Linked DNA regions of Homo sapiens: all the other regions are linked to region 2. A link is a loop called in an ENCODE intact Hi-C map of the cell type or tissue named here. Cell type or tissue: endothelial cell of umbilical vein. All regions are shown on one strand. Region 1 has its middle 28 kb from the start of LACTB. Region 2 overlaps TLN2 (talin 2). Region 3 has its middle 100 kb from the start of MIR190A.

Evidence for each region. Peaks named below come from ENCODE experiments on the same cell type or tissue, not always from the same donor. Only the 100,000 strongest peaks of a DNase experiment are listed, where the experiment ranks them.
Region 1: it touches region 2 in a loop (14-fold over the local background); 85 of 110 quality-filtered maps call a loop at or near these places.
Region 3: it touches region 2 in a loop (8-fold over the local background); 8 of 110 quality-filtered maps call a loop at or near these places.

Annotation. Positions count from the first base shown.
Region 1 is chr15:63,089,815-63,097,814 of GRCh38, forward strand. No RefSeq gene overlaps it. Among named protein-coding and RNA genes, the nearest start is that of LACTB, 28 kb to the right of the region's middle. RefSeq lists an enhancer at 532-4,328 and a silencer at 7,296-7,590. In endothelial cell of umbilical vein, a CTCF peak has its summit at 3,967 (motif pointing left); DNase peaks (open chromatin) are centred at 3,947, 7,457 and 7,967; H3K27ac peaks cover 1,228 bases.
Region 2 is chr15:62,843,943-62,851,942 of GRCh38, forward strand. It overlaps TLN2 (talin 2), which reads left to right. Exons shown (of 59, transcript NM_015059.3): 59 at 1-689. LOC105370854 (a long non-coding RNA gene) reads right to left here. Exons shown (of 7, transcript XR_007064671.1): 2 at 3,933-4,196; 3 at 963-1,198; 4 at 1-559. Among named protein-coding and RNA genes, the nearest start is that of MIR190A, 24 kb to the left of the region's middle. RefSeq lists enhancers at 1,444-1,944, 2,626-3,127, 3,128-3,627. In endothelial cell of umbilical vein, a CTCF peak has its summit at 4,136; DNase peaks (open chromatin) are centred at 4,159 and 4,909; H3K27ac peaks cover 3,461 bases.
Region 3 is chr15:62,923,778-62,931,777 of GRCh38, forward strand. No RefSeq gene overlaps it. Among named protein-coding and RNA genes, the nearest start is that of MIR190A, 100 kb to the left of the region's middle. In endothelial cell of umbilical vein, a CTCF peak has its summit at 4,597 (motif pointing left); DNase peaks (open chromatin) are centred at 5,074 and 5,364; H3K27ac peaks cover 1,960 bases.

The DNA of each region.
Region 1 (8,000 bases), 250 kb after region 2:
ATGAGGTGAGGGGTGGGGCAAAATCTTGGGAAGGGCTCTCAGCAAACACCAGCAGAGCCATCTGGTCTGCAGGGCCCCGGGGACAGGGCCTCTGGCCAATGAGCTTTTTTCAAAGGCCTGTGAAAATACGTGACATGCCAAAAAAAAAAAATTATTGAATCTAAAATATAAAAGGAAAAGTATGAAATTGAAAGGAATACATTTTAATTAAATGTCTATAAAACAAACAACGTCAATTCATTCATGTTTAAATTTAGTGTTTCTGGATTCTCTGTTTGAAAATAACGCTAAGGTTTTATTTTCTCCCTCCATAAAATGTACTGTGCATGCACAATGCCAGCCTGGAGAACATAGCCAGACATGTAGTCAATGAGCAGCTATAATTTCAAAAGCAAGATTAATAAAGTCCTTTTGATCCTTTCTACAGCAAAAATGTGATACTCAATGTGAAATATGGGTATATTCTAATGTGTTTGATATTATGTGGAATGCGGACTCCATAATTAAAAGACCCTGGGGCCTGTAATGGTCTTAAACTGGCCCTGGAATTGGGGTCCAGGCTAAATTGAACCAAATCTCTGAGAGGTGAAATGAGAGCCCAGCTGAAGTCTGGGTAATAACAGGATTAGATGGAACCTCAGAACCTTCCAATTCAGAGTCCATCTGAGCACAGGTGCTTTTAACCCTGAAGGGCTGTTCAGACAGATGAGCTTTTAGAGGGTGGACGTGAAGTTCTCTGGGAGGAAGAAGCACCTTTCAAGCGTGATGAACTGTTATGGTAGGTCTCCACTAGAGCTAATATAACTCAGGAAACAGAAAGTGAGCCAGACCAAGTGGGTGGTAAATGACCGCTTGGCTGGGGGCTGGTGGCTGATGGCGGGTGGCTGGTGCAGCGTCACTCAGCAGCGGTAGGTCTCCTGACTGCAGCTGGGATGTGCTGTCACCCACTCCAGCACTAAAATTCAACACTGATTGCCAATTCGCCTTTGAAGGGCGCATTATTTTCTTTAATGATTTTACTCTTACACTTGAGAAAAGGGAGGAGGAAAAAATTGCGTTCTCCAGACACCTCTTGCCCCCTCGTTCTTTGTCTTTGATCCTGTTCCCAAGCTTACGCCATTACACGCCCTCCCTGTCATGCCCAGCTGTGTGCCCTCCCTGCCCGGCCCTCCCCAGCCAGGTTTCTTTGGCTGTGAGGCAGCAAAGGTGCCCAGCAGACACCCCTTCTGCCCTCTCTCAGGCTGCGTTCAGAGCTGGGAGCAGAGAGGCCAGACGGAGGAGGATGCCACCCAGCCTGGCCGCACAGGGCCCAAGGTGACTGGGAGGACCCCGGCTTCCCTCTCACCCCACCCCAGGGGCTCCGGGCAAATGACCTCAGCCTGAAGCAGCCAGTGAGGAGGCGTTTGTAGGGCCACTGGGGTTTGCCAGCTCCTCACTGGCAGATGACCTGGGGGAAGCAGTTTAATAGGTGTGTGTGCCCTTCTATCATGCGTGTCAGTGACCAGAAAGGCAGAGACCAAAGAGCAAAGGTGAGTAGTGACCCTCTACCAGCGAGCAGGCATGGCCCTCCTTCCCTGAGACCCGTCCCCAGCCTTCCTACTCCCTCCATGACAGAGCACACACATGGCCACTGTGGTTTTCATAATAATGAACTCATAAAGAACTAAAATTCACCTAGCACTTTCCGGCTCCCAGAGAGCATTTCCATTTTATTTGATAGTGACAGTGATGCTGGGAACAAAGCAGGACAGACATCAGCACTGTCCCCATGTAATCAGTGACAACACGGTTCCAGGGTGCACTGGCTTGGCCAGTGTTCCGTGGCTAAGATGTGGACAAGCCCAGTGACATTCAAACCTGGGTCTTCTGACTCCAAGACCCATAGTGAGCGGGCTTCAACCCTAAGAACCAACAGGGAAGCACCAGCTCTCACTGAGGAGCCAACCAGGCAATGAGTGTGGATTTGGAGTTGGGATGCACACATGGTGAGTAGCCGTGACCCTAGAATCAGAATATCTGTCTCAAGAAGCTTTTGGGGCTCTTAAAATGCTGACATCATGTAAAGTCATTGACCTTCGGGGGGAAAGATCATTTTATTTATGGCAAGATTCAATGCACTCATTCATTCATGTGTTAATTAATTCAACAAGCACATACATTGAGCACTACTCCATGTTAATAGATGCGAGCCAATTTGCCAAAAAATCAGTGCACCCAAAGACCCAATCTGCTGAATCATTAATTCACTCAATTTAATCCATTTGTCAAATGATTAGTTCACTGATTTTTCCAAATTTACTTGTTGTAGTTGTAACAGCTTGAACAGTAATGTTTTAACAGTGAAAATGTTGGCCAAACAAAAATCTGTAGAAATTCATGTTTTGCAAGTGAAACCCTACCTTCTGGGCAGAATTCCAGCCTTGAACTATATGATAAGATTGTCTTAGGTACCTCTGGTTTCTTTACATGCTTTTGAATGTAAGTGTATATTTTCAAACTTGAAACACTTGAAATATTTTTTCATCAGTTTCTCAAAAGACATTTAATCCTTAACTTGATTGAGGAAGTGTGGAGAAGTAGCTACACAGAAGAACCTGGCCCTGGAGGCAGCCCTGCCTGGTGTGTGAGCCCAGCTCTGCCCCTGTCTTAGCTTTGGCACCTTGGTCGAGTGACTTACACATATGTGATGGGAGCTCGGCCATATCACTTACAAATACTAGGGGAAAAAAACACATCATAGTAATAACAAGGTTATTTCTAGGTGGTGGATTGTAAGTAAATTTACTTGCCTTTTTAAATACTTTGTATTTATTTATTTATTTTGAGATGGAGTCTCGCTTTGTCGCCAGGCTGGAGTGCAGTGGCGCGATCTCAGCTCGCTGCAACCTCCACCTCGCGGGTTCAAGCGATTTTCCTGCCTCAGCCTCCCGAGTAGCTGGGATTACAGGCATGCGCCACCACACCTGGCTAATTTTTGTATTTTTAGTAGAGATGGGGTTTCACCATGTTGGCCAGGCTGGTCTCGAACTCCTGACCTCAGGCGATCCGCCTGCCTCGGCCTCCCAAAGTGCTGGGATTACCGGCATGAGCCACCGTGCCTGTCTAAATACTTTTTGATGTTTTAAAACATCCCTTGAATAATTTTAAGTGTTCACTATGGAAGAGGAACCACACCAGATGGCTTCATATATATTGTTTTAAACCATGTATGTTGTTTTAAACTTCATGTATGTTGTCATAAACCCACAAGATAGGTAATATTATCACTCATTTAGAAAGAAACTGAGGCTCCAAAGCATTAAGTAACTTGCACAAATCCCACAACTCTAATGAGCCTGACTTCCAATCTGTCTGACTTCAAAGCTCGTGCTAATTTGTACTTTCTCTGGCTCAACCGGTGTCCGCCTCTATTATATTAAATGGGTGTAATATTTGCATCTTAAAATATGGTGGGAGGATGGAATGAAATGATAGGTATGAAAGTCCACTGCAAACGATAAAGCCTTCAACAAAGAATATTAATAATAGGTAACGTACACATAGTGTGCGCCCAGTACTGGGCTGTTCCAAGGGCTTTGTAGATATCACATTCCCTTAATCATCTCAGTGATCCTGAGAGGCAGATGGCCATTATCCCCATTTTACAGAAAGGATATTGAAGAACAGAGAAGCTAAGTAACACGCCAGAGTCACACCACCACACATTATACCAGTTACCCAGATGGGAGCCTTTCAATTATAAATGACTCCCAAGTCACCTGTTTCCCAATATTCTCCCCAATTCCTTCCCCAGGGATACACTGTACCTTACTAGGTGGCAGGTAGTACACCTGGCTCAGCAGGAGGTCAGAGATGAAAGGTCAGGCATTAGGTTCAGGGCTCCATGGTATTGCATGGACCTTGCTTTCCGGGGACTGCCTGGGACAACCACGCACTCCAAAGACACTGCTGCCACCTGCTGTTCACATATTCTCCACCCAATGGCTTCTCCCCAGCACCTGCATGCGTGAGCCTCTCAACAGCATTACCGTCTTTCCCAGACCCATTCTGCAGCCTGGGTAAAAGAATTTAAACTTTTGCTCAATTTCAAATGCAAGAAGAGTAAACCCTTAGAAACAGAAGAGTTTGAATAAGGGAGCTGAGACACACTCCTGAGCAGTGTGACCTCGGGGCCCTCAGCCTCTTTAAGTCTGTTTCCTCATTTGTAAAATGAAGACACCATAATAATATGTGCTTCATGCAATTGTTTTTAAAATAAGATTTTTTTCCAATCTACAATTTACTTTCCTATCAGAAAAAAATGCTAAATATGTAAAGGGCAAGGCAGGATGGGACACAATTAAACATCCTAAATACCTACAATCATCTCTGTTTACATTATTGTTTTTAACAAATCTTTAACTTTTTTATTAATAAGGCATCTTGATTTATATTTTGCTACTGATTTTGAGCTCATCAAAGTAAATTCTGTCATTCTATTTGCATTTTATTGAGTACCTGAACCAGAAATGTGAAATGGGGAAAGGGTTACCTGATTTTTTTTTTTAATGAAAAAAGATTTCATAATTAAAATGGTCCCTTCCATCTGAGATTCTCAGAATATTCCCAAGATTCTGGTTCACAAGTTTCACATCACTTCTTTCAGGCAAATGGGCAACCTAAAACTGAGAAAATTGAAGTGGGCTTTTGCCACTTAAGTTCCCTTGGGAACTGACACAAATAGCAAAGCTAAGAGGCCTGGCTCCCGCTACACAGCTATAAACATCACACCAGATTCTGTTTGCCTGAAAACTCCTTCTGACTGAGTCTAGATGCCAGTTGTTAGATGATAGTCAATTTGCATGTTGCCAATCTAATATTCCTGGATCCTTAACTTATGTTGCTGGTTTAGAAGTTCAGTAAAACTGAAACTGTATTAGTAAGTTCCAGCAAGAATGTGTAAACTATTTCAGTAGTATCCACTCTGCTGCATACCATAGACCTGGATGTCATGGTTTAAAGGGGCAGATCTAGCTGCTCTCAACCTCTAAAGGGGAGGCTGAGTGCCAAATCACTCTCCTACGTCCTTGGTATGGACAAAAGAGTAAATGAAGATACTATCAGCTACCTGGATTTATCTTTCTGGTGACAAAACTTTTCCCTCTAAAAAAGTAGCCCTTGAAAACTGTCTTTCCTTTGTGGAAATAAAAATAGCATTTTAAAAGAGACAGCATTTGATACCTATTAAATTGGTAAAATTTTATAATAAATTGCTCAATGCTGGAATGTTAGCAATGAGATCAAATATGTTAATGGCATTAAAATTTGTGGGATCCTTTTGGAAAGCAATAGAAATATATTTGCAAGAACTCTAAAGAGTTTTTAAGCTTTGAGCTAATAATTCTATCCTGGAGACTTTGGTTTTCAACAAAGGCAAAAAGCTATATTTAAGAAGCCACTTGTCGTAGCATTATTTTTATTTTTTGAAACAGCGTTTTGCTCGTTGCCCAGGCTGGAGTGCAATGGTGCAATCTCGGCATACTGCAACCTCCACCTCCCAGGTTCAAACAATTCTCCTGCCTCAGCCTCCCAAGTAGCTGGGATTACAGGTGTGTGACACCAGGCCCGGCTAATTTTGTATTTTTAGTAGAGATGGGGTTTCACTATATTGGTCAGGCTGGTCTCCAACTCCTGATCTCAGGTGTTCCGCCCACCTCGGCCTCCCAAAGTGCCGGGATTACAGGTGTGAGCCACCGTGCCTGGCCCGTTTGTTGTAGCATTATTAATAGTAGAAAAAGAAAAACCTGGCGACAACCTATATCTTCACCCAAAAGGAATCATGATTAATTCAGTTGATGGAATATTATTTCACCATTAAAATGATAAACACGGAGGCTAGGTAGAAATGTAGATGCCTATCAAAGTATAATCACAAAAAGAAGAAAAAGGAAATGTGGAGAAATGCATAAGTGAAAAAGGGGCAGAAAACCAAAATGATATGTACATTGTAACTACAGCCCTCTTAAGTGCTTATGGATGCCAACTAGGCTGTAATGGGCAAAAACACAGAGCTGTGTTAAGATGGTAGAATTCTGGATGATTTCTCTTTATTTCCAAATTCCCTTAATGTGTTTACATTATAAAAAGAAAACTGGCCTTTCAGGGTGTAGATATTCTGAGTTAACCTAGTTACTCTACAGAGTACCTCTTTCTCCAATGGGGAGACAGCCATGATCTATTTGGAAAAGCCAGTGATTTCTCATTCTATCGTAGTAAGTTGCAAAATAAATTCATCAAGCACTACAATGATCAAATATGATATACTGCAATTGGAAGAAGCAGGGCAGAAAAATATCCTCTATTAAAGAATCTTGTGCTCCTAAATCTTCAGTATGTTGATCTGGGTTGATCTGTGCTAAGGTGACACTTGTCCAGCCTTGATGGAAGAATTATAAAGTGACTATGAAATATGTCAAGGCCTGTTTCACTACCAACTTGCATTTGACTAGCACTTTATAATTGTATTTATTTATTTATTTAGAGACAGTCTCACTCTGTCACCCAGGATGGAGTGCAGTGATGCAATCTCAGCTTACTGTGACATCCGCTTCCCAAGCTCAAGCAATTCTCATGCTCCAGTCTCCCAAGTAGCTGGGATCACAGGCACCTGCCACCATGCCCAGAGAATTTTTGTAAATTTAGCAGAGACAAGGTTTCGCCACGTTGGCCAGGCTGGTCTCGAATTCCTGACCTCAAGTGATCCACCCACCTTGGCCTCCCAAAGTGATGGGATTACAGGCAAAAGCCACCGTGCCCGGCCTATAATTTTTAAAATATTTTCACATCTTTTATCAAGTTTGAGTTTCCCAACTCTGTACAGCAGGCAGGGCATGTAGTATTTTACACATGGGGACACTGAGGCTTAGAAAACTAAGTGACTGGCCGGGCGCGGTGGCTCATGCCTGTAATCCCAGCACTTTGGGAGGCCGAGGCATGTAGCATATTAACTCTGAGCTACATGGATTATGGTGAAACTACTGATTGACTTTTTAAGCGCAGAAAGGAATTTTTTTTTTTTTTAAAGACAGAGTTCTCGTTTGTTGCCCAGGCTGGAGTACAATGGCGCGATCTCAGCTCACCACAACTTCTGCCTCCCGGGTTCAAGTGATTCTCCTGCCTCAGCCTCCCGAGTAGCTGGGAATACAGGCATGGGCCACCACATCCAGCTAATTTTGTATTTTTAGTAGAGACGGGGTTTCTCCATGTTGGTCAGGCTGGTCTCAAACTCCCGACCTCAGGTGATCTGCCCGCCTCAGCCTCCCAAAGTGCTGGGATTACAGGCATGAGCCACCGTGACCGGCCCAGAAAGGAATGTTTTGTGAGGTATGAATGGTTAGTGTGCCTGGGGAGGTCCACGCAATGATCTGTTGGAGAGCCTGATAGCAACGTGGTGAGGCCACAGTGTGGTACAATTGCAGGAAGATGACTCAGGACCTCAGTACCCACAAACAGGAGGCATCTATGAGAGGGAGGCGGGGGGTATGCAGTGCCTGATGGAGACTTCGGCAGGAAGAACTAAGGGTGGACCTAGCCTTAGATCTTTGGTCCCTCAGTGATCAAGATTGCTCAGAGGAAAATCTTTCAAACTTAGACTGGGGCATAGAAATAAAGGGAGTAACTCTTGAGATGGTTTCTAAGAAAGAACTAAGTAACCACACATTGATAACAACAGTCATATTCCCAGCCTCCCTGTGGTTCCTGCCATGGCTCTGGGCGCCTATGCTTGAGCCAGCAAGGTCGGGCTTCTCATGCTGGATCTGCAGACTCACCCCCAGACGCCTATGGAATTTCAAATTCTGTCTTTCCATTTGATTACTATTTAAAATTAGATTCATGGTTGCAGGTTCTGGGTCCTCTGGCCATCCACTGAGTACCATAACATGGCTTCACAATCTACACTGGCACTGTGTTTAGATGGGATTGGAGCCAAATAATTCTATTTGAATTGTCACAGGCTAAAG
Region 2 (8,000 bases):
CTGGCCTTAAGATCTCAGCACAGACTATCAGCATGTTCCATTCTCAGATTCCTGGAGGAAAGGTACCCTCTGTTGACCAAGGGGCTGGCTGCTTCTGAGACTTACCAACCCAAGAAATTTGGAGACATTCCCCTCAGGCTAAAAGGCAGCGGTCCCCAGAGTTCAGAAAGCAAAAGATCTTGACAACTGTGCCAGTAGTGGCTCTGGTCCTATCTCTCCACAGTGCTGGCCTCTGCTGGGGAAGGCATCTTTCCCAAAGGTATCCCCAAGTACCATGTTGAAAATGTCCTCAGTCTGTTGCTCCATCTTTCTGAGCCTCTGCTTGGTATGTCATGTTTATGGTCACTACGGATGAGTGTGTGCAGAGTTTGGGTTGATTCTTTTAAATGCTACAAACAAGAGCTATTTCTTTTCAATAAAAAAGGTTTGGATTCGGCCTCTTCCTCTGAGCCCACCTCCCAGCCCTCCAGGGAGCATCAGTGTACCTGAGTCACTTTGTCTGCATCTCTTCATCCCACAAAACACGAGGCTGGGTCTCATTCAGCGGCCTCTCACCAACCTTCAAGATCCAGAAGAAAACAGGAACGTTCAGCTCTGCCCTGTGTCGTATCTAATCACATACATTAATTTATCTAACCACATAAGTTATTTTTTTTTATTTGCCAGAAATAAACCTTTAAAGGAACAAACCTGTGTGGAGGACTCATGGGAATGGGAGGAAGATGGAAAAGAAGGGGGAAGAGACTGTCTTTATCATGAGAGTAAAATTCCACCTTGAGGACTAGCTCCATAGTTACCAGAGGTATGTCAGGAGAGAGCACGTGTGTGTGAGTGAGTGACAGACGCAGAGCCACAGGGTGCCACAGAATTTCATGTAGCTTTGCTGACAAGAGTTAACTTGGAGAAACTCCAGGAGCAGGCGTCCTGGACAAGTAGCTAGGGGGCTTTTTGGCTTTACATACCGCCTCTGTCAGAAGACCGCACAGCTGAATACAGAAGTGCATATGGGATCATCTCCAATCTTGACCCAGGTCCTGGCACAGGAAGGTTAGGTTCACTTCTGACAGCTGAGGCCACAACTGCAACCCCCGGAGACTGCCAGGCCCTCCTTCCTGTTTGGACTGGGAATTGCTGGGGGCCAGAAGTCCTTGTTTGTGGCGGGGCAGCCAGACTTAGAAAAGTGTGAGGCATTTCTAATCTGCAAGAGGGGGTGTCAAAGAATCACCATCGCAACGAAGAGAGTCACTGGTATGTCTAACAACCAATAAGAAAGATTTTTTTTCACGCTTGAAAGGATGATTTAGGATCTCTAAGCCAGTTGATAATGAAGGTTTTTATATCTTTGATTAACAAGAACAACAAAAATGAGATTGGAGCTGACCACACCCAAAATGAATGTGGGAAGCCTGAGCCGACCAGGAAGGGGTGAGAGGACTGACTGACTTAATGAGCCTCCTGGGTGTCAGCTCGGTGCTGCTGGACACCCAGAGCCCAGCCCTCCGCAGCTGTGGGGAAGGTGGTGTGGCCATTTTGCAGAGCGGCAAACCAAGACTCATGCAGAAGTGGTGTCTGCAGGAGTTCAGATCCTCTGCACACGCAGCTCAATCAGGCTGACCCATCAACTACGACCTTAACTTAGAAGTGCCCCAGCCCCTGCTGTGTGTAGGACTCTGGGGACCCGAGCCTAATTCCTGGAGGAGGTCACAGTCCAGGGAGGGCAAACATTGACCCAAGGGTGTGGGAGTAAAGGGCAGAGCCCTGAAGCTGGGAAGGATTTCCAAGAGGAGGACATTTGGCCCGACTCCTAATAAATAGGAGTTCCCCAGCAGAGAAGGGATGGGGGTGGCACTCCAGGCTGCAGGAACCGCACTTAGGTAGGCCTGGGTTTCTGAAGAGGCAGTTGCTTAAGGAGGTGAACAATTCCCTGAGGCCGGCAAGGAGGCAGCCAGGAGCACACCGTGAGGGGCCTTGTGTCAGGGAGGGCACTTCAGGTCCAGTCATAAGATGAATCACTCTGCAGGAGATCAGGAGAGAGATTCTGTGCAGGGAAAATGCATGATGGAAACAGGAGATGCACTAACAAAGGTCAGCAACTGGAGAATGAATTCGGTTCCAAGGTAAAAAAAATTCAAAGCAGGGTGAGCTGGGCCACAGAGCTGCCCAGTGGGAGATGCTGTAGTGGGAGGGGCTGCTGCCAGAGGTAGGATGGGGGAGCCGCGTTCCATCTCTAAGTTAGCTAACACCTACCCTACACCTACCACGTGCCAGACACGCACCATTATCACCTTTATTTAATCCTCACAACTATACCCTGTACAACGCATGGGTGCTCTTATCTCCATTTTATAGCCAGCAAGGCTGAGGCACAGAGAGGTTAGGTAACTTGCCCAAGGCCACACAGCTAGCAGAACGGGGATCTCCCAACCACTATGTTAAGATCACCCAGCTAGTGAGTGGCAAAGCAAGGATTGAAATTCCAATTTGTTTCCAAAGCTTTTTTTTTTTTTTTAAATCAAGAGCATAGGGAGAACCTCAGTCAGACCTGGCTAGTGGGATAGATATTAAGCAGGCAGACACAGGGAGAGGGAGCTGGGGGCAGACGGAACTGTGTGCATATGGCAGAACCTGGGATGTGCTGGGGGCTCCTGGGCGAGTAGGGAAAGAGACCATAGGGGCTGGTGGGGGCTGCAGGAGAGGCCAAGTCTGCACATGTCTGGTGAGGGGAAGAAGAAGACATTCTGAGACCACTGAGTGAGCCCGTGCTACCGAGCTTGTTCTGTATCATGCAGTCACAGAGAGCCTTGCTTTACTTTATTCCCACTGAGTGTCTCCAAAACCCTGTTTTCAGACCACAGCTCTATCCTGGGTTTAAAACCACAGCGTTCACAGGTAGTTCTGTGGTTCCGAGATACTCCACCAGGCATTTTTATCTGAACACCTTCCACCCCAAGCAGAGCACAATTGCAGGAGTTCTGCTGCCTGAACTCCCCAAGGGGAGAAGCCCCAGCCCAGACCCTCTATGGCCAGGCTGACCTGGGGGTGGTGGGCGGAAAACCCTGCCTGTGTGGGCTGGCACCTAGGAGGGGCAGTAACAGCCTGAGCTCTTGCGGCCATATTCAGAGCCTCCTGCCTGTTTGGGCCTCTCTCAGGATAATCTGCAGCTTATTTTCAGAAAGAGAAGTTTAATTCCCTTAAGCTCACAACTAAATGTTGGAGAAATGCTTTCTGGACTCATCAGAAGGCTGACCATGTTCCACATGGGGTCCAAGACTTGGGGTAGCCCAGGGTGAGAAGGGGCCCAGAGGGAGGCCCTCAGTCCCATGCGCCCAGCACCCTGGTGTTGCAGAGGCATTTGGAAAAGCAGGAAGGGAGAGGTGCTTAGAGGCTCCGGGGCAGAGATGGGCTGGTGTCCTCTCAGCTCCCTGACTCTATGGGCATGAGAGGAGATGGAAGGAGAAGGCAAGGCACGGTTCTTCCCTCCAGAGATCTCAGACCACCCTGGAGAAGCCCGTCTCCTGCAAGGAGAAATGAGAGCAATGCCAAGTTATCCAGTGTGGTGGGAGGCCAGCAGGACTCCAGCCTCAGGGCGGGTCCTTGGGAGGGTAGGACTGAGGAGGAGGTGGGCTGGAGTAGATTCTCAAAGGATGGGAAGTAGCCTGGGCTACTGAACAGAGCAGAGAGAACATTTAGGGTGTTAGGCATGCAGGCAGGAAGGAGGGATACGGGGAGAGGACCATGCAAGGCCTAAACCTGGAGGGACAGGTAGGGACAAAGGCTGTCTGGCAGGGCCTGCACTCCTTGGAATCAGGGCTCCGTTCCAAAGGAATAAGGGGCCAGGGAAGCAGGGGAAGACATGACAAACCTTTCAGGCTGGCTGCCACTCTGCCTCAGTGCTACATTCTCCAATGTCTGCAAGCTCATCATCAGCTCACCTGATGGATCGGGGCATTTTGCTTGGCTACCAGCAAGCCACATAACAGTCCTGTTCCCTGGTTTGCATCCTAGAGGCACCTATGTTTGCTGATTCGATGGATCCTGACAGAGCAGTTTGCCAATCACGGAGCTTCCTGGGTTGCGTGGAGGAAAGCCCTCTGCACCCAAGTTTGCAGTCCTTGCTGTTCTGCATCCCAGGTGGTTCTGACCACAGGGGGCAGTGTGGTTCCATAGGACACCGATAGATCGGGTAGCCCTGTTTCCTGGAGAGAAAAAGGAGGTGTTTCATGGGTAAATAAGTATCAGAAATCAGGCTATGAAAGGTAAATAGGTTAATAATTTAATAAGTCTCTATGAGACTTCTTGGAGCCTTTAAGATACTCATATGCACTGGATATCTCCAAAAGGAGCCTATAATATATGGGGTTGCCCCAATTTGGAGGCCCTTGGAGCAGTTTTTAATTTCAGTATATTTTGAGGGACAGATATTCCAAAGATCACACCTTGGGAAACACTGCTCCCAAATCCTATTGCAATTACTGTCTCTCCTCCCCTCTTAGCATGTCACATATCCCGTCTAGTGTTACTAGGTAGTATTTCGCCTGTGCAGCAGCCTCATCTAGGTCGGAGGCAGGGATCTCATGCAGCCTCCCTAGCACCCAAAACCAAGCCTTGGACATGTGAGATATTTAATAAAGATTGATTGCCTGGGAGAAAACTTCAGACCATGCAGTTTGTAACTCGTGTTTATGACCTGCTTGGTGTCAGCTGCTTTGAACTCTGGCTGATTTGAGCTTGAACAAACTAAAAAAGCCTGTTCCCAAACACCTACCACCCACCACAGCTGTCTTCTTCCTCCTCCCCACCTCCCCGTGGCCTTGCCATGCCACAGGGCAACATTATTGCCTAAGACTAAAATAGTTTCTCTGAAAATCGCTTTCCTAGGGTTTCCTTCCTGAAACAGCTGCAAGGAAACACAACTTGATCCTAAATATCCTGCCACCTCCTGGTAACTCTCCCCATTGTCCAGCAAAATCCAGAAGACAGGCTCCAGCTCAAAAGGAGTCGTTTGTTTGTTGAGACAGAGTCTTGCTCTGTTGCCCAGGCTGGAGTGCAATGGCGCGATCCTGCCTCACTGCAACCTCTGCCTCCCAGGTTCAAGCAATTCTCCTGCCTCAGCTTCCAGAGTTGCTGGGATTACAGGCACCCGCCACCACAGCCAGTTAATTTTTGTATTTTAGTAGAGACGGGGTGTTGTCATGTTGCCCAGGCTGGTCTCAAACTCTTGACCTCAAGCGATCCACCCACCTCAGCCTCCCAAAGTGCTGGGATTACAGGTGTGAGCCATCATGCCCCGCCAAAGGGAGTTGTTACTGAAATATTGAGAGGACCTTGGACGGTGTGAGCCAATCCCTACACAACGGTGCCCCTGGTCTGAATGCCAGTGGGATGTGAGGACCATCTGAAAAAGAAGGGAAAGGTAGAGGGGAAAGGGTACTTTAAGAAGCAGAGTTTCCTCCTGCAGCTGCATGCTCCAAAAGGGCACTTGAAATTCAACTCCCTAATCCTTCCTTCCCTTTTCTTGCCTCATGTAGTACAATGAAGTGAAAAGAACCTACAAGGGCTTTGAACGTCAGAGAGACATGGCTCTGAGCAAGTCTTAGCTTTCACGCCTGTTGATAGACAGTGTACTTGACTTCCCAGCATCTACTCCCCTCTGCCTATGGAGTCCAGCAATATTTGGGGGGAGTTGGCCTCAAGTCAAGGATAATACCATTCCCCCTGCTAGTGACTGGTTCTGGAATGGACATATAACCTGATTCTGGCCAAGGAGATAAGAGAAAATATCTGCTGGAGATAAGAGGAAACACATTCTTGACAGTTTACTGAGTGGATAATATGTATTTCTCTTTCCTACTCCCAGATTCCAAATTCCCTGCTTTTTTGGCCCACCTCACCACAAAAGCTCCATAGTTTATTCATCTAAGTTTGCATGGATGCTTCTTTGGGGGAACTGCAGGAGTTCATGGAAGAGTTTCAGAAAGGAATGAGAATGCCTCAGGAGTTGTTCTGTGATGGAAATTGGCCTGTTGTTCTGTTAATGCTGCTAGAAACTTACAGCGCTTAATAAAAATCTATTCTTTTAGTAAAAAAAAAAAAAAATTATTCCCTTTTCTTTCATAGCTACATGAAAGCAATCTTGAAAATGTGACCAATGAAAACGGTGTTATCCTTGACTTGAGGCCAAGTCCCCAAAATATTGCTGCACTCCACAAGGCAGAGGGGAGTCGATGTTGGGAAGTCAAGCACAATGTCTATCATATATCCCCAACAGGCTCTCTCTTCCCTATCAGTAGTGAATGAAAAAGCCACTTTCTGACCACAATCAGCACCAGCCTCATCGTGGAGCCTCCCGCAAGGATGGTGGAATGAAGGCAATCGAAGAATCTGTATCTTTGGTGGCAGTGTCGATCGGTTTGTCTAACCTAATTCTTCCAGGCTTCCCAATCACTAACCAGATACACTTCTGCCACATTTAAGCCAGACAGAGTTGGGCTTGCAGCCAAGGTGCCCTAACTAATGCCAGGTAGCAGTCGCATGGGAAAAGGCCAACAAGCATTTGACCACATACTAGGCATGCAGCGAAATTTTGTTCCGTTTTCCTTCACACCTACATGAAAGCAATCTTGAAAATGTGACCAATGAAAACCCCACTGCGTCCACTTTCAAGAGTTAACTGAGCACTCGTGCCCCTAACGTGGTGCCAGACTCACAGTAGGTCTTCAACAAATGTTTACTTTTTGATGCATCTCTAGAGTGTGATGTTGGTAACACCCGGATTCCAGTATATGGCTTACTTGATGGGTATGGAAAAGGATAGCAGACTTATTACAGACAGCAGCCATCCCAGTCCTGTTTCTAGACTCTGGGATGAGCGGTCGGGGCACAGGTCTCCCCACCCCTAGTCTCCATCCCTGCGCTCTGAGAAGCTAGAGAAGTCTGTGGCCAATCACCTACACAGCAAACCATGTGAGGAATGTCTGGTATTTGGGTATGTGGTATGGTATGGGTTTGTTTTTCCTGTTCATCATCACTTAGGATGGAAATCTTTAACTATTTTGACTGGAGGCATGAGCGTGGAGCTCAGGACCCCAGGGATTGGAAGGTGGGGGAGGGCACAGGACAGTCCTGGTCTTTTTTCTGCTCCTGGGACTAAATGGCACCATCCCTGACCTGGTGTGTTGTGCTCAGTCTCTGACTTTTCCCTGTGGCCCCACAAAAGCGTTGATTTCGAAGCAGCAGTAGCAGCAGGGGGAAGACATTTCCTCGGGCAGGGAATCACTGAAAGCTACAGAGACGAGTCTGGCAGGAAGGAGACTCAGCCCCTGCATGGCGGGGCTGGTTGTCCTTTGTGCTCAGTGTCTAGCTCCTAAGTTCCGCACAGGGGACAGAATCTGGGCTGAAATCTGAGACTTAGGTTCTGGTTCTGGCTGGGTGATCTTGGGCAAATTTCTTTATTTCTTGGAAACTTTTTGTTTTTATGTATTAACAGGCCTTTTGCCATGACTCTGAGTCTGGATGGTGAATATCCTTGATCTTTGGCAGCTACCAATTCTTTGAGAATAAATTATATACTAGGTGCTCTACTGGGTGTTTTATGAATATCGTTATTTTCCTCATCACAGATAACATTTATTAAGTGCTTACAATATTCCAGTCGACTACAGTTCCAAGGGCTATTTAAATACTGAGGTAGGGTCTAACCCCATTTTATTTTTTATTTTTTATTTTTATTTCTTTGAGACAGAGTCTTGCTCTGTTGCCCAGGCTGGAGTGCAGTGGCGCGATCTCGGCTTACTGCAAGCTCCGCCTCCCGGGTTCACGCAATTCTCCTGCCTCAGCCTCCCGAGTAGCTGGGACCACAAGCACCCGCCACCCCACCCAGCTAATGTTTTTGTATTTTTAGTAGAGATGGGGTTTCACCATGTTAGCCAGGATGGTCTCGATCTCCTGACCTCGTGATTCGCCCGCCTCGGCCTCCCAAAGTGCTGGGATTACAGGCATGA
Region 3 (8,000 bases), 80 kb after region 2:
CTGGAAGAGCAGATATTCTCAACACAAAGAAATGATAAATGCTAAATGAATATGCTAAAACCCTTATTTGATCATTACACATGTATCAAATGATGCAGTATTAATTGTATCCCATAAATATGTACAATTATTACATGTCAACTAAAAAAGAATAATAATAAAAGAAAAAAAAACTGTGTCTTGCTCAAGGCTGGCCTGGCTTCCTCCTACCTTCCCTTTCCCTGCAGGCCTGCCCGACCTTGTGGGGTGGTGTCCACCTCCTGCCCAGGTCCCTCATCAGTAGCTCTGACCCCAGATCCTCCTGACCTATGTCTCTCCTTTTCCATCTGTTCTCTTCTATCAGTCCCAACAGAAGAAAACACAGAGGGCACACCTTTCACTTATCACCCGACACTTTCTTTTTCTTTTTTTTTTCTTTCTCTTTGAGACGGAGTCTCACTCTGTCGCCCAGGCTGGAGTGCAGTGGCGCGATCTCGGCTCACTGTAAGCTCTGCCTCCCAAGTTCACGCCATTGTCCTGCCTCAGCCTCCCGAGTAGCTGGGACTACAGGCGCTTGCCACCATGCCTGGCTAATTTTTTATATTTTTAGTAAAGACGGGGTTTCACCATGTTAGCCAGGATGGTCTCGATCTCCTGAACTTGTGATCCGCCCGCCTTGGCCTCCCAAAGTGCTAGGATTACAAGTGTGAGCCACCGCGCCCGGCCCGCAATTTCTTTCATATGGTTTTCTTTTTCGCTATTTTACTTCACTATAATGGATTTACCCCCTAATAGTCTACTTAGGACTTCTCTAAGATGGACTACACTTCCCTTTACCAACTCTAAGCATCTACCTTCCCTCTCCTTGGAGCAAACAGAAAGGGAAGCACAGCCAGGCTGTTTCCCGTTCTCAGGGCCTAGCACAGCACCTGGCACAGAGGCACTTGCAAACATTTTTCCAGATTCTGATATTGAATACACACCATGCCCACAGCCACAGGCTGAGCCCTCAGGATATGCTCTTCCCCCCAAGACTGCTCTGTCTTCAATAGTTCATGAGAATTATCCCAACTTTATTCCATTAAGAGCTTGGTCTTATCAGAGTGAACAGGCAACCTACAAAATGGGAGAAAATTTTCGCAACCTACTCATCTGACAAAGGGCTAATATCCAGAATCTACAATGAACTCAAACAAATTTACAAGAAAAAAACAAACAACCCCATCAAAAAGTGGACAAAGGATATGAACAGACACTTCTCAAAAGAGGACATTTATGCAGCCAAAAGACACATGAAAAAATGCTCATCATCACTGGCCATCAGAGAAATGCAAATCAAAACCCCAATGAGATACCATCTCACACCAGTTAGAATGGCAATCATTAAAAAGTCAGGAAACAACAGGTACTGGAGAGGATGTGGAGAGATAGGAACACTTTTACACTGTTGGTGGGACGGTAAACTAGTTCAACCATTGTGGAAGTCAGCGTGGCAATTCCTCAGGGATCTAGAACTAGAAGTACCATTTGACCCAGCCATCCTATTACAGGGTATATACCCAAAGGACTATAAATCATGCTGCTATAAAGACACATGCACACGTATGTTTATTGAGGCACTATTCACAATAGCAAAGACTTGGAACCAACCCAAATGTCCAACAACGATAGACTGGATTAAGAAAATGTGGCACATAGACACCATGGAATACTATGCAGCCATAAAAAATGATGAGTTCATGTCCTTTGTAGGGACATGGATGAAATTGGAAATCATCATTCTTAGTAAACTATCGCAAGGACAAAAAACCAAACACTGCATGTTCTCACTCATAGATGAGAACTGAACAATGAGAACACATGGACACAGGAAGGGGAACATCACACTCTGGGGACTGTTGTGGGGTGGGGGGAGGGGGAAGGGATAGCATTAGGAGATATAGCTAATGCTAAATGACGAGTTAATGGGTGCAGCACACCAGCATGGCACATGTATACGTATGTAACTAACCTGCACATTGTGCACATGTACCCTAAAACTTAAAGTACAATAATTTAAAAAAAAAAAAAAGAGCTTGGTCTTAAATTCTGACACCACATTCCAGGCAAAAGTGCAAATGTCTTCCCCAAGCGCATCTTTGTTTCCCAGCTGTATTTTCGTTTGAACAACAGAAAGTCACAAGGTGCTATTTTAGCAGAGGAATCTTATGGAAAATAACCCCTCAGGTTGATGCTCCTGTGCACTGGAAACTACAGGTTCCCATAGGGCATGGGGTGTGATTTGTTTAGAGCCGAATTGTTAAAAGCAGCAGGGTAAGGTCCGAGGATCATTCAGGTCATTCGGTTCTGTCTACCTGCCTTGAGCCAAGAATCGCTTCTGGCTCTGGCCCACGTGGGCAGCAAAGGAAGAAGCTCCAGAACTCATCTCCCCACCAGAACCAGGAGCTCATGGTCAACTCCAGGGCAATGTGGGAACGGACCCAGGAAGTTCAGTAATGCAGGGAAGAGGCAAGAAAAAGAAGTACCTTAAGCAAAGGACTCAGGACACTGGAGGCCCCCAGTCAAGGGGAACTGTTTTCACCGCTAAGATGATAAGAAATCACAACCTTAACCAGGCTAACTTAACTCTCACAGCCTCCCCTACTGCCTTTGTCTTCTTCTGCCCTCTCCTAAATGCTCCTTCTTGCCTTAAGCTTTCTGAGTGGTCCCTTTGACATTTCCACAAGGATCCCAACATGCCCACCATTGGACCCATGCCTGCCCTCAGCCTGAGCCCTCTACTGGCCTTGGCTCACCCTCTCTAGAATCACAGTCCTATCTGGCTCTCCTTCTTCATCAACCACCTGCCACCAAGGTCTGTCGTCTCTACTCTTCACATGCTTCTCAAACTGGCCGTTCTCCTCATCCTGATTGCCCTCCCTTGGTGCAGACTCATCATCTCTCCATGGGCTGTTGGGATCTTCTCCAGCCTGGCCTCCTTCACTCCAGCCTCGCTCTTCTCTAAACCCGCATTACAGTGCTACCATGGTTACTTATAAAACCCCAGGTCTGACAATATCCCCCTGGCTTTCAAATCTTCTGTGACTTAGTCCAAACTCTCTTCTCACTACACCCTCCAGGGCAGAGCTCACTATTGTAACAGGAAAATCCTGTGTTAAAGTTTTCCATATTGCTTGCAGCTTGTTCAAGGTTTGCAGCTGGTATTACTTTTTTTTTTCTTTTCCTTTTTTTTTAAGGTAGCATTTCAGGCTTTTCAATTCCAATGAATTTTTTTTCAGAGTTCTTTGTCCATCTTCTTTTTGTTTTTTCCTGAGACATCCAAGATGGACTACAGTAGCACAATCATAGGTTACTGCAGCCTCGACCTCCTGAGCTCAAGTGATCCTCCCTCCTCAGCCTCCCAAGTAGCTGGGACTAGAGGTGCACACCACCATACGTGGCTAATTAAAAAAAATTTTTTTTTTTTTTTTTAGAGATAGAGTCTCACTATGTTTCCCAGCCTGGTCTTGAACTCTTGGCCTCAAGTGATCCTCCTGCTTTGGCCTCCCAAATTGCTGGGATTATAGGTGTGAGCCACCACACCCAGCTGCCTATCCTCTGTATCATAGAGTTTAAATGTCTTGCAGTCTGTCTGCTTTCTCCTGTAATGGTTAACTAATGTTTCTTCTGTGATTCCTCAAAGCTCCTACTGATAGTTGAACTATTTCTGTATTTCTTAAAACTTTCAAATCCATGATTAAACAAATAAGAGCTCAGAATGCATAAAATTCTTTGATTAAGTAAATATACAGTTGGAAATGCCTGTGTTTCACACAAAATATTACACAAAGTTTAAAAAAAAAACACTACACAAAGTGGGAATTCTAAGTTTAAATTCAAGAAGGTTAACTACATAAATGATCAGAAATGCATCTGATACTTATACACAGCTCCAGACTTGCCTGTCACCTCTCAGTGTCAACTTTTATAAAGTAATACACACGCTCCTCACACAACCAGTGAATGTTCTGTGTTTTTTAGGAGGAGTGATCAAATTTTAAAATGTGCCCAGATGAACTCTGAGAAAAAAAAAGGACACCGTGCTTTATAGAGGCACATCACCGCACGGGCCCACTGAACTATACTGTTGAGTGGCTCGCTCTGGATTCTACCACTCAACCACAGAGCTTGGGCCTAGGGGGTGCTCCACAAATGCTTGGGCCATGGAGAGGGGCACGCTGAGGTTTTTACTGCCAAGCATACTGTCTCTAGCAGCAGGACCAAGCACAGCTCTCTGGAAAGAACAATTTCTCTTCCTGTTGTCACTTCAAATGTCTGGAGTCTTTCCCTAAACATCTGTGTCTCCCTTTATGGTATGCTCATTCAAAAATGTATGTTGTCAACATTTACATTCTCCAACCTGTTCCAGTACTTGCCATGAGAAATTTGGCAATGTGACCAGGTGCTTCCTTTCCTCGGTCCTAATACTACTGCCTTCCATCCTTAAGGGGAATCCTCTGGAACCCCTATCTGGAGACTGCTGATCAATTCTACCGTATCTGCTCCTTCTTGAGCAACATCCACACAGTCTAATCTGAAAAGCTGGCATGACAGTCCCCTGCTGGACAATATCCCTGGTGCCTGCTGCAGCGTCCGCCCACATAAGCACTCAACACATGCTTGTTGAAGGAATGGATGAACACCAACTGCACACCCCCGAGACTCAATACGTCTCATGTATGCGTCCCAACTTTCTGGCACCTTTCTTCATGGCTTAATCATGACTGGGTTAATTTGCCCCAGGCTTAGTCAGAGGCCAGACTCCAAGCCTGTGGAGGCAGGAAGGCAGAAATCCAGACTTTTGTCTGGACCATCGGACCACAACTTGCCTGTGCAATGATGGACTGCCTAACCCCTGACCTTTTTCCTCCTTATCTCTCTGTCCCCGGGGCCCATGTAGAAAAGACAAGATGCTACTATCTACAGGCAGCTGGGTCAGCAGCCTGATGTTGGGGCATATGCAGACTGATGTCATCATTTAAAGTTTCTACAGGAACCTCTCTAGACAGGAGCTGGCTCCAGGCAGGCACATTTCCGTGAAAGCTCTTGCCAAAAACCATCGCTGAAGAATGTTATGTCGAAGGCTGTAAGTGGTAGAGTAGCTCAATCAGGAGGCTGTCGTCTAGCTGAGCTGTAATCTCCTACCACAAAGTTGTCTAATACAATTTGTTGAGGCAAAGCCTAGCAGATTTAACAGGATGTGTCCATCCTCAGTCTCTGCTCAGTTCTTGGCTTATTTCTGGTCACAGTCCCCACATACAGGGGAGGGGAACTGGTTGAGTCCCACTCCATCATTCCTGGGCTGTAAAATCAGATGCCTTTCATAAGCCCAGTCTTAACTGTAAATAGTATCAGTTTACTATTCCCTCATTGAGCACCCACTGAATGCTCAGCAAGGCTGTGAGCATGCAATGAGTCACAGCTCCTGCTCTCCTGTTTCTTGCATTGTAATGGGATTAACTGATAGTTCAATGAGCAATTATCATCTGATGATAAATGCTGTGATGAGAGAAAGGTGGGGTAGTTTTTTCCTCTTACATTGGGACATATACATATAGAAAAGTCTATACACCATGCATACAAACAAACATAATTATTAAATGGACACCGATAAAACCATGACCGAGATCTACATTGAGAATATTTGCCAGTTCCCCAGAAGTCCCTTGTCTACTTCTCCCTCATCAAAAGCAAATCTCACTCCACCACCTCAATGGTAACCACTTTCCTGCCTTTGTTTTACCTCCTATATATGATCCCTAAAGAATATACCTTAATTTCACCTGCTCTAGTAATGGAGTCATCCACTAGTATTTCTTAGCACCTAACATCTTTCAAACTTATGTTTGTGAGATTCACTCATTTTGTTTTGTAGAGCTATGGCTTGTTCATTTTAATTGTTGTATAATACCCCATTATATAAGTATACTAAAATATATCTAATCAACTCTTGAGGGACATTTGTGTTGTGTCCGGTTTTTGCCTATCTTGAATAATGCTGCGGGGAACATTCTTATTCATGTATCCTGGTGCACATGTGCATGAGTTTCTGTAGACCCAGGACTACAATTGCTGGGTCATGCAGTTTTGTATGATTGGCATTGGTAGCTATTGCCCAACACTTTTCCATGGTGGATATATAAATTTTATATTTCCATCCTCAACATATGTGAGTTCCTATTTCTCTACATCTTTGTCTACATTTGATACTGTCTGATTTTTGAACTTTTGCTCATCTGTTGAATGCAAAATGATATTTTGTTGAGTTTTATTTAACACATCCCTGATCACTCATTAGGTTGAGTGGTTTGGTTGTGTATGGTTTTTTTTTTCTTATGCTTCTGGGCTGTTTGGATTTCTTCTGTGAAAATGTCTATTTAATCCATTTTTTCTATTGGGTTTTTTCTCAGTGCTTCATAGTTATTTTTGTATTCTGGACATTGTTTGGTGATTACATATGGCACCTGTCTTCTCTTGTATTTTCATACTATTTATGGTGTCATTTGAAGAAGTTTCTAACTATAGTATATATTTATTAATCTTTTTCTTTAGGATTCCTGCATCTTGTGTCTAGACCAAGAAAGTTTTCTCTACCTTGAAGTCATAAAATATTTTATATTGCCTTCTAAGTACTTTTACGTTTTTCCTTTCACTTTTTAAACTTTTTCTTTTGAAATAATTATAGACTCACAAAAAATTGCAAATTCTTCCCCCAGTTTTCCCCAATAGTGATATCTTAAATGATTGTAGTACAATATAAAAACCTGCAAATTGACATTGGTAAATATTGCTAACAAAACTTACTCAGTTTTTTTTTGTTTTTTGTTTTTTTTTTTGAGACAGAGTCTCACCCTGTTGCCCAGGCTGGAGTACAGTGGCACGCTCTGGGCTCACAGCCAGCTCTGCCCCAGGTTCACGCCATTCTCCTGCCTCAGCCTCCCGAGTAGCTGGGACTACAGGCGCCCGCCACCACGCCCGGCTTTTTTTTTTTTTTTGTATTTTTAGTAGAGACGTGGTTTCACCGTGTTAGCCAGGATGGTCTCGATCTCCTGACTTCGTGATCTGCCTGCCTCAGCCTCCCAACTTATTCAGTTTTTACCAGTTTCTACATGCACGTGTGTGTGTGTGTGTGTGTGTGTGTGTGTGTGTGTGTGTTTTATGCAAGTTGGTGTCATGTTTAAATTTGGCTCGCATTTTTTAGTGTTCAATCAGTGGAATAGCTTTTGTGCATGATGTGAGGTAGAGATTCAGTTTATTTTCTCCCAAATGGATAACCAATTATTCTAGCATCATTTTTTGAATAGTCCATCCCTTTCCCCACTGATACGCGATGGCTTTTTTCAAAAAAATCAAGTTTCTTGATCTGTGTAGGTTTCTTTCTGATCTCTCCATTCTATTCCATTGATCTATTTATCTATCCCTTCTTTAACATGATACTATTTTAATTACTTTATATTAATACTAAATCTTGCTATATGGCAGGATGATTTCCAAGATTGTGTTCTTCAAGAGTATATTGGCTATGCTTGGCTTTTTTCTCTTCAATATAAATTTTAAAATAAAATTCTAGACTAAAACTTTCAAGTTTCACAAATGATCTTCTTAGGATTTTACTGAAACTGTGTTAAACTGCTTTGTGGAGAATTGACATCTTTACAATAGTGAATCTTCCTAACCAAGAATATGACTTAGCTTTAATTTATCTGCGTTTTCTTTAATGCCTTTCAGTAAAGTGTTGCAACTTTATCCCTGAAGAGTTTTGCACATATTTGGTTAGGTTGACACCTAAGTATCTTGTACTTTTTTTCTTATTTCAGTTATACTTTCAAATTGAGTGTGGAAATACAGTTGAACTTTGTGTATTAATTTTTTTATTAACTTTGCTAAAATCTCATCAATTCTAATAATGTATTCATAAATTCTTCTGGTTTTTCTGAGAAGACAATCATACAATCTGCAGATCATGACAGTTTTATTTCCTC